2 separate regions of the Homo sapiens genome follow, and region 2 is linked to region 1. The links are chromatin loops, found by intact Hi-C in ENCODE. Cell type or tissue: K562. All regions are shown on one strand. Each heading gives the region's core, and the rest is flanking DNA. Links, peaks and the distances in the headings are about the cores only. Region 1 overlaps CUX2 (cut like homeobox 2). Region 2 overlaps CUX2 (cut like homeobox 2).

Evidence for each region. Peaks named below come from ENCODE experiments on the same cell type or tissue, not always from the same donor. Only the 100,000 strongest peaks of a DNase experiment are listed, where the experiment ranks them.
Region 2: a loop joins it to region 1, with 1.8 times the contacts of the local background. A loop is called at or near these places in 1 of 110 quality-filtered maps.

Annotation. Positions count from the first base shown.
Region 1 is chr12:111,239,985-111,248,312 of GRCh38, reverse strand. The region is part of intron 3 of CUX2 (cut like homeobox 2); the gene reads right to left. Among named protein-coding and RNA genes, the nearest start is that of MIR6760, 60 kb to the left of the region's middle. In K562, for the core only: no CTCF peak of the experiment used is centred there; no DNase peak of the experiment used is centred there; H3K27me3 peaks cover 3,523 bases.
Region 2 is chr12:111,062,685-111,071,012 of GRCh38, reverse strand. The region is part of intron 1 of CUX2 (cut like homeobox 2); the gene reads right to left. Among named protein-coding and RNA genes, the nearest start is that of CUX2, 33 kb to the right of the region's middle. In K562, for the core only: no CTCF peak of the experiment used is centred there; a DNase peak (open chromatin) is centred at 3,772; H3K27me3 peaks cover 3,447 bases.

The DNA.
Region 1 (8,328 bases), core at 117-8,116:
GAACTAGCAGCTTTCCTGGAACACTCTGTGCCTCAGTGTCCCCACCTAGAGAGCAGGGACATCGGGACCCAGCTGGGGTGTGAAGACACCAGCAGTTAAAAGATATGCTTTGGGCCAGACGCAGTGGCTCACGCCTATAATCCCGGCACTCTGGGAGGCCAAGGTGGGTGGATCACCTGAGGTCAGGAGTTCAAGACCAGCCTGGCCAACATGGTGAAACCCTGTCTCTACTAAAAATATGGAAAAAAAATTAGCCAGGCGTGGTGGCGGGCACCTGTACTTCGGTTGCTGAGGCAGGAGAATCACTTGAACCCAGAGTCTGAGGCTGCAGTGAGCCAAGATTGCACCACTGCACTCTAGCCTGGGTGACAGAGCAAGAGACTCTGTCTCAAAAACAAAGAAACAAACAAACAAAAGATATGCTTTGTTCACTGTTAAACACAGGGTGAGGTTGGCCAGGCCACAGACGGTTCTTGGAATTTCTGGCCAAAGGGTTGTGAGGGTGTGTGAGAAGATGACATCATCTAGGGGGAACATGAGGGGTGGACGCCCCTGGAACATGAGGGCTGAAGCCAAAAAACCAGAGCGTGGGCAGAGGGTCAGCAATGCCAAGAACCCCTCTCCCCATCCTGCCCCCAGCAACAGGCGCCCTCTTGAGACTTGGGGCTGTCCAGGGTCTACATGCCAGGCCCCAGTGACACCTGCTGCCCCCTGACCTGGCTTGGTGATCCTGACCTGGCCCATGAACTCTCGCCACCCTGTGCTCTCTCAGCCCTGTGCTGCAGTAGCCATGTCTCTGGGAAGGCTGCAGGGATCCCAAGTGGCAGCGGCCTCCCCTTTGCAGTGATCCTGACAAGTTCTCCGAAATACCAGCTCAGAAGAGCGGAGCTAAAAGAACATGTCTGCCCTTTCTGGAAAGGCGGCTGCCCAAATGTCACTGAAGTGCTACCCTGCCCAGGCTTTTAAATATAGCAGCGTCCTTTCTGGACGTATCTGTGGAGTGTGGCTGGAGACAGCCCCGGGAGAGCCTCAGCCGGGCATGCATGCCCTCCACTGTCTGATCCCAGCCCAGTCTAGCCGGGGTCCTTGCTGCCTAACTTTCCACGTGCGGTGCTCGCTATGGACTCAGCCGTCTGCAGTGGGCTCCAGAGGTGAGGAGCCTGGGTTTGATTCCCAGTAAATGCCTCCCTCTTTGTGGCCTTGGGCACAAATATCCACATCTGAGGGTTATCATCAGGATTAAGGTGATGATACATAAAAGGTGCTTAGCACATAGCCTAGCAAACAGAAGATACTCAATAGATGTTGATTTTATTATCATTATGATCCTTGATGTACACAGCCCTATGCCAAGATGAACAAAACACAGCCCCAGCCCCTCAGTCCTAGAGTCAGAAAGACATAGACCACAGCAGAGGGTGGCAGGGAAGCAGCGCTTTGAGGAGGGACAGTCAAGGACGGAGTCATGTACCCTGCAGGGCACAGCTAGGAGGGCTTCAAGGAGGAAGAGGCACAGGCTCACACAAGAGAGGCAGGCCGTTGATTCAACAGGAGGGAGAGCAGTTGCATACAAAGGTGAGAGGTGAGAAAGGACCTCGCCTTGCCAGACAACACCCACAGTCCATTCCTCTAAGTCCAACTTTGCAAACGTGGAGTCTGTGGTCCAAATTCCACATGCACTTTGTTTTGCTCAGGTTTTAAAAATGATTGATGTTAGCCAATCTTTAAGAATCCGGAGATTTTTGTTTTTTGCATAAAAATCAAGATTTCCAGCTTCTCTGGAAGAATTGGAAGATGTGGCCACAGTAGTGTCACGTTCCCCCATTATAATCACATTGATCACACAAAGAGGAATACAGTGAATTGGAGGGTGGCCAGTGTGCTGGGCACCGTTTTAAGTGCTTTATATGTATTAAGTCTAGAAATCATCCTAAAAGCCCTGTGAGGAAGGTGCCTGTGCTGGTAAAGGTTTAACAAGTGGCTGACTGGTGAGAAAAAATAAAAAAGGTCTGATTTGTAGTGTCTGCCAATGGCTGTGGTGTAAATACTCCCACCATGGCAGATTTCATGCAATCAGTGTCACTGATGGTGGCGTTCACTATATGAATCTCTGTGTCACACCAGTGGCAGGTGCGGTTATCATTTCTACTTTCCAGATGAGGAAACTGAGGCGCAGAGAAGTCAAGAGACTTGCCCCGGGTCATGCAGCTAGGAAAGCTGGCAGAGTAGGGATCGGGAGACAGAGCAGCTTGGCCCTGAAGTTTGTGCTCTCAGCTCCTGAAATGAGCTGCAAGACCAGACTGCTTTAATCTGCCTGAGCGGGGTACAGGCCACTCCTTCAGATGGCTTACAGAGTCCCCACCTGCCCCAGTCCCCACGCCTCCCTGTTGTCTCATCTGTGCCTGCGTTGTCCATTTTGTGCACCTGCCAGGCCCCCGTGGGTAACTGAGGTTGCAACTCTGCTTTGGGGATGAAACGCCACCCTGGTCCTACTTTTCTGTTTGTGTCCAGGTTGTGGACCTGGACACAAACAGGAGGCACTTGGGTGGGGCATACCCAGCTCCTTTTCCTCTGTCCCTACCCTGTCCCCTTGCACCTGACACAAAACGCAGAGAAAACCTCTTAGCTCGAATGCTCCTTATTGTTTTCTCATTCTCTTTTTCCCAGGAATACCAGCAGCATCATTTTTCTTTGAGACAGGGTCTCGCTCTGTTGCCCAGACTGGTGCAGTGGTGTAATCATGGCTCACTGCAGCCTCGATCTCCTGGGCTCAAGTGATCCTCCCACCTCAGCCTCTGGAGTAGGTGGGAACACAGGGGTGTGCCACCATGTCTGGTTTATTAAAAAAAGAAAAATTGTGCTTCTGGATGACTAGATAGATAGCATCAAAACAATGGAAAAAAATTAAGAAAAAAGTAAAAAAAAATTTTTTTTTTTGGGTAGAGATGGGGGTCTCACTATGTTGCCCAGGGTGGTCTCAAACTCCTGGGCTCAAGTGATCCTCCTGCCTTGGCCTCCCAAAGTGCTGGGATTACGAGCGTGAGTCACTGTGCCTGGCTGCACCACCAATTTAATATAAGCATTTTTTCTGCTCTCCTTCTCACCTCCTGCCATACCATAGAACAAAACTTTGAAACAACATGATTTATAAGGGAAAAAAATACCAAGAACAGTTCACCTTGGGTTGGAAATACAAATGGTGCTGTATCCCCTATGCTCTGTGGGGAGAAGTTGCTTCCATTTCTCAGAGTAGGGGGGCTTGGATGGGGACCCCATTTTTCATTCTGTTTCTCAAAGACAAGCAGCCTTGAGAAGCCCCCACAACAGCCTTCATTGCTCCCAGCTAAGAGCCCAGGATGGCAGCAAATGAGGGAGAGGCATGTATTTGGTGGGAAGCATGGAAATAATCATGTGTGAGTAGATTTTTGAAGTAATTTAATTACCTTGCACAGCAATGAAATCTGGTTTCTGCTTTCATTAATGACCAATGACATGGGCTGAGGTTTCCTGACACCCTGGGGGAGAGGAGTTTATGCAACCCCAGGCAGCCTCAACTGTTCTGTTCTGATCAGTCCTGACCTTGCTACCAATTGCCCCCTGCCCCTGCCTTGGGATTGACTAGGCTGTACACTGGGAAAATCCTGATGGAAGTGCCCAGCATTACCTGTAAGTAGATTTGCTAAAAACATTGAACCTGAACCTGATCATGCCTCTAGATCCAACTGCTCATACATAGCAAATACAAGGATGGAAGAACAAGTTAAATGACACCACGGGGTCGTGATCAGCAAAATCTCAGCTAGAGGTAACGGAACTTGCTCAATGTCTTGCAGCTCCGGACAGAGCTGGGATTGAACCCAAGCTCATGAGCACAGTGCTATCTAGCGACAACATGGGGAGCTGGAGAAAGCACAGCTGGGCTTCCCAGAGGACGGGACAAGCACCCAGAAGAACAGCCCAGAACCAAGGTGGGTACTTCCCCACTAGGGGTGAGGTCCCTCCTGCAGCCCCCTCTCTAGGCCGACTTTCTCAGCTGCCCCACACACTTCCTGGGTGGAAAGTGCCCATCACAATGGCTGCCTCAGCTTCTGGGTTCACCCTACAGCACCCATGCTAACAACCCAGTTTGGGAGGCCAAGGTAGGAGGATTGCTTGAGCCCAGGATTTCGAGACCAGCCTGGGGAACTCTGCCTCTTTAAAAAAACAAAAACAAAAAAAAACCCAAAAAGCTAATAACCCAGACCAGTCAAAACCAACCAGTTCTGAATTCAAACTCCTGGGATAATGAATATCATTGGCTTAGCTTGAGACCAGCATCAGCCCCTGGTCCAATCAGCTGCAGTCAGAGGAAAGTTTTTAGGAAAAACTGTTCTGGTCACTTCCACATACAAAGAGCAGGCACATGTGCTCACGAACACACATGCACACACACATACAGGAAGGGATGGACAGGGAGCTTACAGATGAGAAGACATGGCTTGACCAACTTGTCTCAGTTTGCCTGGGACTTTCTTGGTTTTAGCATGGAAATTTGTGCACCTCAAGACCTTCCCAGTTTTAAAACTGAAAGTTCTGCTTGCCGGGAACCCCTCAGTCCAGGGCCAAGCTGTGACAGTTGATCACTCTACTTAAGAGGTACATCTTAGCCAGACATGGTGGTGCATGCCCGTAGTCCCAGCTACTTGGGAGGCTGAGGTGGGAGGATCACTTGAGCCCAGGAATTTGAGGCTGCAGTGAGCTATGATTGCACCACTGCACTCCAGCCTGGGCAACAGAGCGAGACCCTGTCTCAAAAAAAAAAAAAAAAAAAAAAAAAGGCACATCAACCAATCATAATGTGTGAACCTATTTGAGTCCTGATATAAACAAAAATCTGTTTCAAAAAATGGGAGGGCTAACCAGGGACACTGGGTATTTGATGACATTAAGAAAGTACTATTAAAATTTTGAGGGTAGATCATATTGTGGTTACATTTAAAAAGAGATTCCTTTTTTCAGAAATATATACTAAAATATTTACAGGTAAAATGATACAATGACTTGAGTTTTCTTCAAAATAATCTAGAGGTGTGAGAGGAAGGTGGCTATGCAGGAATAGTTGTTGAAACTGGGTCCATGGGACTGACCAATTATTTTATTCTCTTTACTTTTGTATGCTGGATTTTTTCCATAATAAAGAGTAAAAGAAAACCTACCAAAATGCCCATCAATGATAGACTGGATAAAGAAAATGTGGCACATATACACCATGGAATACTATGCAGCCATAAAAAAGGATGAGTTCATATCCTTTGCAGGGACATGGATGAAACTGGAAACCATCATATTCAGCAAACTAACACAGGGAGAGAAAATCAAACACCTCATGTTCACACTCGTAAGTGGGAGTTGAACAATGAGAACACATGGACACAGGGAAGGGAACATCACACACCAGGGCCTGTCATGGGGTGGGGGACTAGGGGAAGGATAGCATTAGGAGAAAAACCTAATATAGATGATGGGTTGATGGATGCAGCTGCCCCGGCTGGAATGCAGTGGTGGAATCTCGACTCACTGCAACCTCTGCCTCCCAGGTTCAAGCGATTCTCCTGCCTCAGCCTCTGGAGTACCTGGGATTACAGGCATGCACCACCACGCCTGGCTAATTTTTGTATTTTTAGTAGAGATGGGGTTTCACCATGTTGGCCAGGCTGGTCTTGAATTCCTGACCTAAGGTGATCTGCCCACCTCGGTCTCCCAAACTGCTGGGATTACAGGCGTGAGCCACCATGTCTGGCCTACAAATCTAATCTAGGAACACAGATCAGCAAACCTGTTTCATCAAGAGCCACGGAGCAAGTATTTTCAGCTTTTCAGGCCACCTGATCTCTGTTGCAACTCCTCAACTCTGCCCTTGTCGTGGGAAAGCAGCTGCAGGAAATATGTGAACGAATGTGCATGGCTGTGTTCCAATAAAACTTTATTTGGCCCACGGGCTATAATTTGCCAACCTCTGGTCTTGAAGGATTCAGTTTCATCACTTATTTGCTGTTGCAACTTAGGAAAGTCACTCAACCTTTAAGGTTTCCTCCCCTGTAAGATGGGGATAATAACAGTTCTGTATCAGGCCAGGATTCAATGCGATAATGAATTGGGCTTGGCCCAGTGTCAAAGTGAGTAGTAGGTCCTCAACAAATAGCAGGTGATACTGTTATTGATCTGTCATACTCTGCTAGAACATTTTGTTCACTGCTTAGAACAGCATCTGGCACATAATAGAAGCCCAATAAATATTTGTTGAAATGATGAACAATTATGTCTGCCCCTGTCAAGCAAAGAAAGCAAGGATGAGAAAACATGGTCTTTTCATGACTTTTCAAACTATCAGCCCATCTTGTACATTGAAAGAGGAAAACTTAGAACAGAGACATGAGTCCTACTTCACACAATAAGGAGTCAGCTCATGAGATCTGCTTCCTAAGACTGCATAGCTGAAGGCTGAGTTTTGTAAAGTGTCACGCTGTCAGGGGTGGTCCCAGGAAGCTGGCCAGCCCAAGTTCTGATGATCAGTATCATGGAAGAAGCAGATTGCTCCAGCTGCCCCTCAAGGGCCTGGCCAGAAACATGGGTTGAATGAGCCATGGGGTCGGGCCAACGTGGGATGTCTACATCCAGTCTTGGCCGCCATGTTGTTTGAAATGAAAATTAACTCTCAACTGTTGGAGTAGGGCTCCTTGGAGCAGGTGCTCCCCTTTCACAGGGAACCTGGGGGTGGGGTGGGGGTGTTAAGTCTTGATCCTAGGAAAAGCATGTGGAAGAATGAAACAAGATGACATCAGGGCTTGGCTCCAATGGGCTAGAACTGGAAGCAACCCATTCTCAGCAGCATGTATTTCTTTATCTTGACTTCTGGACAAACTGCAGACTATTGGGCTCTGCTATGGTTTGGACATGGCTTGTCCCCATCAAAACTCATGTTGAAGTTTGATCCCCAATGCAGCAGTATTGGGAGTCGGGGCCTAGTGAGAAGTGTTTGGGCCGTGGGGGTGGATCTCTCATGAATAGATTAATGTCCTCTCTTGGGAATGGATTATTTCCTGAGAGCAGGTTGTGAAAGAGTCTTGCTTCCTTGGTTTCTCTCTCTTGTTTCCTCTCTCACCATGTGATCTCTGCATACGCCCTCTCCCCTTCCACCTACCACCCCAAGAGGAAGGTGGCCCTCACCAGATGCGGCTTCCCAAACTTGAACTTTGCAGCCATCAGAACGGTGAGCCAAGTAACCCTCTTTTCTTTATACATTACCCAGCCTCAGGTATTTTATGATAGCAACACAAAACGGACTAAGACAGGCCCCTCTCCACTAGCCTCCTGGGTGGCTCTACCTGGTGGCATCTCTGCCCAACTGCTGACATGGGGCTGGTTGGCATCGGCACACCTGCAGAGCTTTCTAGACCCTGAGGTATTAATAGATACCTAACATTTCTGTTTGCTGAGAATCACTCCACCATTCCTCCAGAGAGCAAAAACCCAAATGTCTTCAGGAACCTCACAGGTAGCTAAGTCCAGGAGGTGCAGTAGCCCAGAGGAGATGAGAAGAGAGGCTGAGGGGAGACTGGACTCCATCCAAGGCATTCATACTCAATTTTAGGACAACTCTGTGGTAAGTGACATGAGGGTGGATGAGGTGGATGGCCAGGCTGCTCATTTGTGATCTTCTTTCCTCCCCTAAGATTGGCTGTGGTGGCCATTTTTGCACCGAGGCATTGTCCTGACCTCAGCCGATTGGACCAGGGGCTGACACTGATCTCAGGCTAGACCGGTGATACTCATTAACTCGGGAGTTTGTATTTAGAACTGGTTGATTTTGACTGGTCTGGGTTGTTAGCTTGAGTGCTGTGGGGGAACCCAGAAGGTAAGCAGCTGCTGTCAGGGGGTACCTTCCACCAAAGTCTATGGGGCAGCTGAGAAAGCCAGACTAGAGAGAGGGCTGGAGGGGGGACCCTAGCCCTTGTGGGGGAAGCACCCACCTTGGTTCTGGGCTGTTCACCTGGGTGCTTGTCCCACCCTCTGGGAGGCCCAGTTTTGCTTTGTCTGGCCTCTCATGCCAGAGAGCCACAGGACAGCACTGTGCTAGTGAGCCTGGGCTCAAATCCCAGCTCCACCATTGGCTGTGAGGCCTCAAGCAAATCCTCTCACCTTGATAAGCCTCAGTTTCTTCATCTGTAAAGTGGCGAGAATAGCAATACTTCCCTCACAGGACTGCTGAGGACTAAATGAAGGATACGGTCTGCATAGCTGGCGCACAGCTAATATTATAACCAATTCTGCTGTGAAGCTCACTTGGCC
Region 2 (8,328 bases), core at 325-8,324, 180 kb after region 1:
GTAGGTGAATGGATAAATAAACGGTGGTACCTGCAGACAATGGAATATTATTTGGCACTAAAAAAAGATGAGCTAAAAAGCCAGGAAAACACATGGAAGAATCTTAAATGCAGGTTGTTAAGTGAAAAAAGCCAATCTGAAAAGGCTACATACTGTATGATTCCAACTATATGGAATTCTGGAAAAGGCAAAACTATGGAGACAGTAAGAGGGTCACTGGTGTCCAGAGGTTGGAGGGAGCAGGGAGGGATGAAGTAGTAGAGCACGGATGATTTTTAGGGCAGCAAAAATCCTAGGTATGATACTATGATGGCAGATATATGTCATTATACACTTGTCCAAGCCCATAGAACATACCACACCAAGAATGAATCCTAATGTAAACTACAGACTCTGGGTAATGATGTGTCAATGTACATTGATTTGTAACAAATGTACGATTCTGGTGGGAGATGCTGATAATGGGGGAGGCTATGCACATATTGGGGCAGAGAGGATACGGCAACTCTCGATTTTGTTGTGAACCTAAAACTGCTGTAAAGAAAATCTTGAAAAAGAAGGAAGGAAGGAAGGAAGGAAGGAAGGAAGGAAGGAAGGAAGGAAGGAAGGAAGGAAGGAAAGAAGGAAGGAAGGAAGAAGGGAGGGAGGGAGGGAGAGAGGGAAGGGAGGAAGGGAAGGAAGGAAGGGAGAGAGGGAGGACAAACCCATAGATAGTGTTAACAACGGTTTTATTTCTTGTGTGGCCCTAGAAGGTTGTCCAGAGACCCCCACTTGCTGAAGCTGGGCAGGATGTCTTCAGGCACACCCATTCCCTTCTCCCACTCCCTGGATATCTGAGACTCTGGCTCCCTACGCCTCCATGGCTGCTGTGGGCAGTTCAGAGACTTACAAACTCCTTGTAAGACCAGGCAGAGCATGGAGGTGTGTGCCTAGGCCTCAAGTCAGGGAAGGCAGCCAAGCTCTGCGGCCAGGAGCTCCCAGGCCGGCATCCCCCATGCAGCGACCCTCCCATCCTCATCACAGGAGCTGGGCCCTGGGGCTGTCTAAAGCCATGCTCTAGGGTCCTGTAGAGACTGAAGCCCACACAGGTATCATCTAGAAGCACACCTAGGCATGGTGACTTTTTTATTAGGAGCTGAACTCCCGCCTCCCCAACTGAAGTCCTAACCCCCAGGACTTCAGAATGTGTGTTTGGAGACTGTATTTGGAGCAGGGCCTTTAAAGATGTATTTAAGGTAAAAATGAGATCATGACAGTGGGCCCTAATTCAATCTGATGGGTGTCCTTCTAATAAGAGATTAAGACACAGACATGCCCAGGGTATGACCATGTGAAGACACAGGGAGAAGACAGGCATCTATAAGCCAATAAGAGAGGCCTCAGAAAGAACCTGCTGAAACCTTGATCTCAAACTTCTAACCTCCAGAGCTATGAGAAAATAACACACACACACGCGCGCGCACACACACACACACACACACACACACACACAGAGCAAGGCTTTGTTTATGGCCAGCCTTAGGATGGAGGGGTTGCTGACTGAGGGTTTACAGAGAGGTGATGCTTTAAGCTGGGCCCTGATGGATGAACAGGAGTCCACTGGACAGACGAAGTATGGAAAGTTACTGTGGGCAAGGGGAAGAGCACGGAAGAGGGAGAAAATACTGCCCTTCAGAGCTGTGCTAACTTTAATATGGCAGCACATGGGCTGAGAGGAAGGGTCAGCCAGGGTGAACCTGGAGAAGTGAGCACTTACTATGTATTGGGCTCCGTGCTAAGGAAGTAATTTTCCCATACTGTCTTCACTAAACCTAACAACCCCATTCTTCAGATAGGAAAACTGAGGCTCAGAGATTTGAACCCAGACCCATTCTGACTCCAGGGCCACATTCCTTTTTTTCTTTCTTTTAGACCGAGTCTTGCTCTGTCACCAGGCTGGAATGCAGAGGTGCGATCTACGGACACTGCAACCTTACCTTCCTGGGTTCAAGCAATTCTCCTGCCTCAGCCTCCCGAGTAGCTGAGATTACAGGTACAGGCCACCCAGTCCGGCTATTTTTTGTATTATTAGTAGAGATGGGGTTTCACCATGTTGGCCAGGCTGGTCTCGAACTCCTGACCTCAAATGATCCACCCGCCTCGGCCTCCCAAAGTGCTGGGATGACAGGCATGAGCCACCAAACCCTGCCCAGGGCCACATTCTTAACCATGAGATTTTCCCCTCCTGTCCAACAGGAGGGCCATGGGGGCATTACCGGCACCCCGTCTCCTCTCCTCTCAGGGTGCAAACAGCCCCTGACATGGGCACACGAATCAGGGAAGAAGGGGGCGGAGTTGAACCACGCAAGGCAGAGCAGGTGAGCTACAAAGGCACTGCTGCAGGGCCCTGCCGGGAACACAGGAGAAAACACCAGCTGCTCAAACCAGCATCGCTTTTCATCTCCTCAGAAAATGGATGCGCTCCTGGGTCCCCGGAGAGCCCAGAGTTTGGGCTGAAGGCTTTCTGGAAAAAAATAAAAAAGCTCACTGTTGCAGGCGTCTCCACAGTCACCCCGGGTGACGCCTGACACTTCACCGCAGCACTCGCTGACAAGCGTCTTCAAAGGACAGAAATCGGCCGGCTGGCTGGCTTTTCATACAGATGTCATTCATCCACAGGAAGCACTTTTCCCTGTGCATTGTGAGAGTTATTTTGGTTCGAGGAAGCCAACCCCAGAGCAAATCCAAGAAAGAAAGAAAAGGAAGAGGGAAAGTGGGGAGGGCAACTCCGGCAAAATTAGAAAAAGTGGCATTTGGGTAAACTGCACACAAAACAATCTTTTCCAAGATGATCTTTTTTTGAGATCAAAGATAAAGCGGGGAGAACTATGCAGAACGAAGCAGGTGTGGTGGGCTTGGGGACACGGGAGGGACTTCGCCAGGCTCTGCAGGCCACTTTTTAAAAGTGGGCAAAAGCCATTCCCTGCTGGACTAGGGTATGATCGGTGGGGAGGGCAGGTAACTCTTGCTAGAGGGGTCGTGATGGGCTGCCCTGAAAAGAATCTGAGGCAGGGGGTGGAACTATTCCACATCTGCTGAAGCTCTGCGCGGGACCTTATTTCTCAGGGTGGTTCAGTGACACGAACATGGCCATGTCACTGCCCAAATGTTCCTTCTTCTGGGATACTCAAATCCCAAGGGTGGTGGAGTTCTGCCCAGGCCTGTGTCCTGGCACACCCTATGGCCTCCCTCTGTCCCCTTGTTCTCCACATGATGTTCTTCAAACAACAGGGTACATCCTGCACCAGACCCGCCTATCAACACCAGGCCAGGTTGGCAGACATGACTTGTGTCTGATTCACCTTTGGAGAATTTTGGTCACACAGAATGGAGTGGCCAAGAGTTCCCGGAACCTTCCATGGGGAGACATGTTTTGGGGGTGTTTCTGATTGTAGGTGGCAGAAACTCGGTCTGAACAAGCTTAAACAACCAAATACACAAATAAAAACATGGGTTGGGCTCCTGTAATCAAACGATAAAGAGAGAGAATGCCCTCAGGATGATTCAAATCAGGACTCTGTCTCTTAGCCTCTCCCTGCAGGCTGGTTTCACTCTGTCCCCATGAAATTGTCTGAAACCCTGCCTCCAGGCGGCTCTAGACTTCCTTCCTTCAGGCTTCCTTCCTTTCTTCCTTCCCACGTCTCAGCTATAGGGACAACAGAGACCTGCTCCAGCTGAAAAGTACCAGAGAATTCTGATTGGCCCAGCTTAAGTCATGTGACTCTCTGGTGGTCCAATCACTGTAGCCAGAGGGATGGCATACTATGACTGGCAGCTTCCCTGTCTTCCTGGGTTGAGTCACATGACTGTGTAGAGGTGGAAAGCATGAAGAAAGGTCACTACAGGAATAGTGGTGGGGTGCAGGGCTGCTACCCCAAGTTGTATCTGTGACACGATGGCCTCTGGAGCACCCAAGGGCCAGTCCACCTCCCCAGCCTGACTTCTCCAAGTCGGTTATCATGAGAAACAGACTCATAACGGCCATTCCAGTCACAAACATTCATTGGAGGTGCTCCCTGGAGGACTCACCATGTACCAGGTGCTTGGCCAAGTGCCTTCCATGAATGATCTCACTGGATCCTTAACAGCAACCCTCTGTCATCCCACCTTGCAGTTGGAGAAGCTGATGCTCAGAGAGGGGCAGAGGCTCACTCAAGATCACACAGCTTGTAAAAGGCAGAGCTGGGAGTTGAACTTGATTCCAATGGATTTTAAAGCCAGAGCTCTTCACCCTGACACCATTCTGACCCTCCTCCTTAGAGCAGTCAAGTTCCCCTAGAGCAGAGCAAGGGGATTTACATGCTGGAATACACTGACCATGGGGTGGTGTCCTCTAGCAGAGATACTTGTCACTTGTATAAAGTGAACTCCCCTCACCCCTCACCCAATGGGTGCTTAACAAACGTTGGCTGAACTGGACTCCAGCTCCAGGCAGAGGTAAGGTAGAGAGACTCCCAGGATTTGTTCAGCCTTTGGTCCCTGTGAGTGACAAAGTGGGCTCAGACCCCAGGGTAAGTGAAAAGTGTCAGGTCACCAGTGAAGCAGGAGGCTACCAGACCTTCTAAAAAGAATTCTAAAGGAGAAACTAATTTTCATTACATTGAGAGGACTTCAGTGTCCAGTAACATGGAAGACAATATAACCTGAAATGCTCCCACTATAAAACACCCAGAAATACTGGATAAGGTATACCAGCATCCCTTTAAATATATAGGTCAGTTCTGGAAAAAGTAAGAAATTCCCAAGGGCCAAAACTGAAGAGGGAACTCACTCAGACTGCTAAGTATGTGAACCAATAATTAAGTGCCCTCTGCAATAAAGGAGTGGGGCATGGGATAGATAGGTGCCCATCTTAGTACTGAAGAGGCCTTCACACTCAGCGAGTATGTGGATCAGAACACCTCTATCCACTAACACTGGAAGAAGACATGCCTTGATCTGTCTCTGCCTTGCCTCTAGTTTGGAAAACCAAAAGGTAGCTTCCCCTGAGAATGTATAACCATAATCCTGCACTCGCATGGGTTTGGAGTTCAAATTGATTGTCCCTTTGGAATTCTCAGACTTGAGTATGGATCAGAATCACCTGGGCAATTTGTTAAAATAGAAACTGCTGGGTCCCACTGCCAGGATTCCTGACTCAGGAGATCTGGGTTGGAGCTCGACAATTTGCATGTCTAACAAATTTCTTGGGGATGCTGATGCTGCTGGTCCAGGGACCACACTTTGAGAACTACTGTTCTCTGCCAAGAAATTAACTTAAAAATCATTCTCACATGGTAATACTGCTGGACATTAAGCCAAAACAAATACAAAATATTTCTATTAATAACACAGGGGTGGCTGGGTGCGGTGGCTCATGCCTATAATCCCAGCACTTTGGGAGGTCAAGGCTGGTGGATTACCTGAGGTCAGGAGTTCGAGACCAGCCTGACCAATGTGGTCAAACCCCGTCTCTACTAAAAATACAAAAACTAGCCAGGCATGGTGATGTGCACCTGTAGTCCCAGCTACTCAGGAGGCTGAGACAGGAGAATTGCTTGAACTCAGGAGAGGCGGAGTTTGCAGTGAGCCGAGATCGTGCCACTGCACTCCAGCCTGGGCAACAGAGCAAGACTCCGTCTCAAACAAACAAACCAAAAAACAAGGGTGAGCAAACAGTGACCTGTAGGCCAAATCCCATCGGCCCTGGGTCAAATCCAGCCCCACTCATTAGTTTATTTCTTGTTTATCACTGCTTTTGCACAAAGGCAGAGTTAAGTCATTGTGTTAGAGACTGTAGTCTGCAAAGTGAAAAATATTTGCTATCTGGATGACTTCTGCACTAAGGTCAATCCTGGTCACATAGAATTCACAGAGATACAAGCCTACCAAAGATGACCTCTCAATCCAAAATTACAAAACACATGGGGAACTGGTCTACCATAGATCAACAGGCAACATTAGCAGGATCACACCCAAGAACTTCAGATAATGAAATTATTATACACAGACTATAAAAACAGCAGAGAGTCAGAGTCTACATTTAGCAACTCTTAGGTCTTTAACCAGAAGGAATTATGAGGATGATATTTACTGAGTACTGTATGCCGGGCATTGGGCCCAGTGCTTTATATACTCCAAGTCCTTTCCACATGAAGCCACTCAACATTAGGTAAAAAAGACTGAGGCTCAGAGATGGGTCATTCACTTGCCCAATTTCACAGCAAATATGAGGCAGAGCCAGGATAAAACCCAGGCCTTGGGTTGAAACCCACTTCTAGGCAGTTCCAAATTCTATGCCTCACTTCCACCCCAGAGCAAGGTGCATGATAAAAGTAGGAGCTCTTAACTTGGGGTACATGGCTAGATTTGGGGGAATCTTGCAACTCCCTGAAACTACATGCAAAATGCTAAGTCTCCATCATATTTCTAAAAAGAAGATCCATAGCTTTCATCAGATTCTCAAAATCAAAGCCCTGAGATAGCCAGACTCAAATCCAGGCCTTCTCTCCATGCTAGACCAGAATCATATTAATGGTGAACATTTCTTGTGCATGATGCCAACTGACACCACTTGAATGTTATAAGCGTATGTTTAAATCCCATGATAGCCCTACGAGGAAGTTATTTTATCCCCATTTTATAGATGAGAAAACTGAGGCCACAGAGGGGTCAGGTAACTTGCCTGAAATCCCACAATTAGCAGGTGGTTGAACAGGGAACCCAGAGTCAAACCCTCTCACCTGCACACTTCTCACCTGCCACATCGCCTCCTGCTGCTGGTGGTAACCAGCTCTCTGATTCTGAATCCAATCATTTGTCTCTACAAGCTTGGAAGGCCCAGGGTCTTTCCTGCCCACTCCTAAGCCATTTGCACACGCACAAGAAACACAAGGCTCCTTCTACCTTGATTTTGAGGTAAAGCCCCTTTCTTGATCCCAACGTCCATGTCCAAAGAACATTTCCAAGGCCAGCCAGACAGGAAGCAAATATTTCCCAGAGAACATTCATTCCCCTGTCCCCACCACCTTGCCGGGTGCATGTCCAGACACCAGCTACCTACTTGGCTGGTGCCTCGCTCCTCGACAGCGTAAACACACATTTACCCAATTTTTCACAATGAGCAATATTTACTCAACAGCCCAGAATGGCTCATATGGAACTATTAAACCCCATTGCCTCCGTCTGCAGCTCGGAGTGCAATAATGAATCAGTATTTTGGAGCGATTACGATGCTAATAAGAATGTGTGAGGCACAGAATAATGCTATGCAGGGGCGGCCGCCAAATCCCCCGGACTCGCTACCTCCCTTCCTCTGGGAATTTTACCCTTCCAGGAGCCAGCCTGCCTGAGAACCCCCAGCCCCCAAGGCAGGCCCTGCTGGAGTTACTGGAGCACCAGACTGATCTAAAACGGAAGCCCACCGTATCTCAAAGTGCAGGCCCCATGAGGCCAACCTTTGCCGGGGCTGTGGGAGGCGATGGTGCCGCCTCGCGATGTCCCAAAGGCCCCAGAGCCACCTATGCTGGTTGGGACCTGGAGCTCTAGCACAGCGTCTCACATGCTCACACACGTACAGATACTGGAGGAAAAAAAATACTCATTCCCTCAGGCTGCACGCCTGGAGCAATGTTGGACTGCAGGGTGGTGGGGGGAGGGGGTGTTTGCTTGCTGTTGTTTTTTTTGGATCCTTCTCTTTTTCACAAGCCCCTAGGTAAATAATACATGGCAGAAAAGAAGCCTGTATTTGAATGTGGTGAGGACCACCCTCAACCCCCTCCTCATCTGCCCAGGGAAATTGCTTTATTCTTGTGCCAACCTTGGGAGACTGGGGAACTTTCTGGATGCCCAGGGAGGCCAGACATACAGACTTGGGCCAGAGGATGGTGGAGGCAACAGCTAAGCCTCCTTGTCTGGCCAGGTCTCCCAGCCCAGGCTCTCTGTCCTCAAACCCCTTCAATCCTCCTCCTCTTTCGTCCCCTCCCATTCATGATAACGACCTCAGCAGGGCCTACAAGCCTCATGGGACCCTGCCCTGTCCCCTGCTTCTCAGACACATCCTGCCTATCTGCCCTTCACCCTGCACTCCAGCCACACTGCCCACCTTTCACTTGCTGGAGCCAGAGGTATGGTCTCCCACCCCAGGGCCTTCGCACATCTCGCTCCTACCCTCTAACTGGACTACCATGCGCCTCCTCACTGGGCTAACTCAGGAGTCCTTCCCTGACTTCCAGACTAAAGCTGGTCCCTGTAATATGGTCTCATCATTCCTAGCTCATTTCCTCTGCAGCCCTTAGCTGGGCTTGCAAC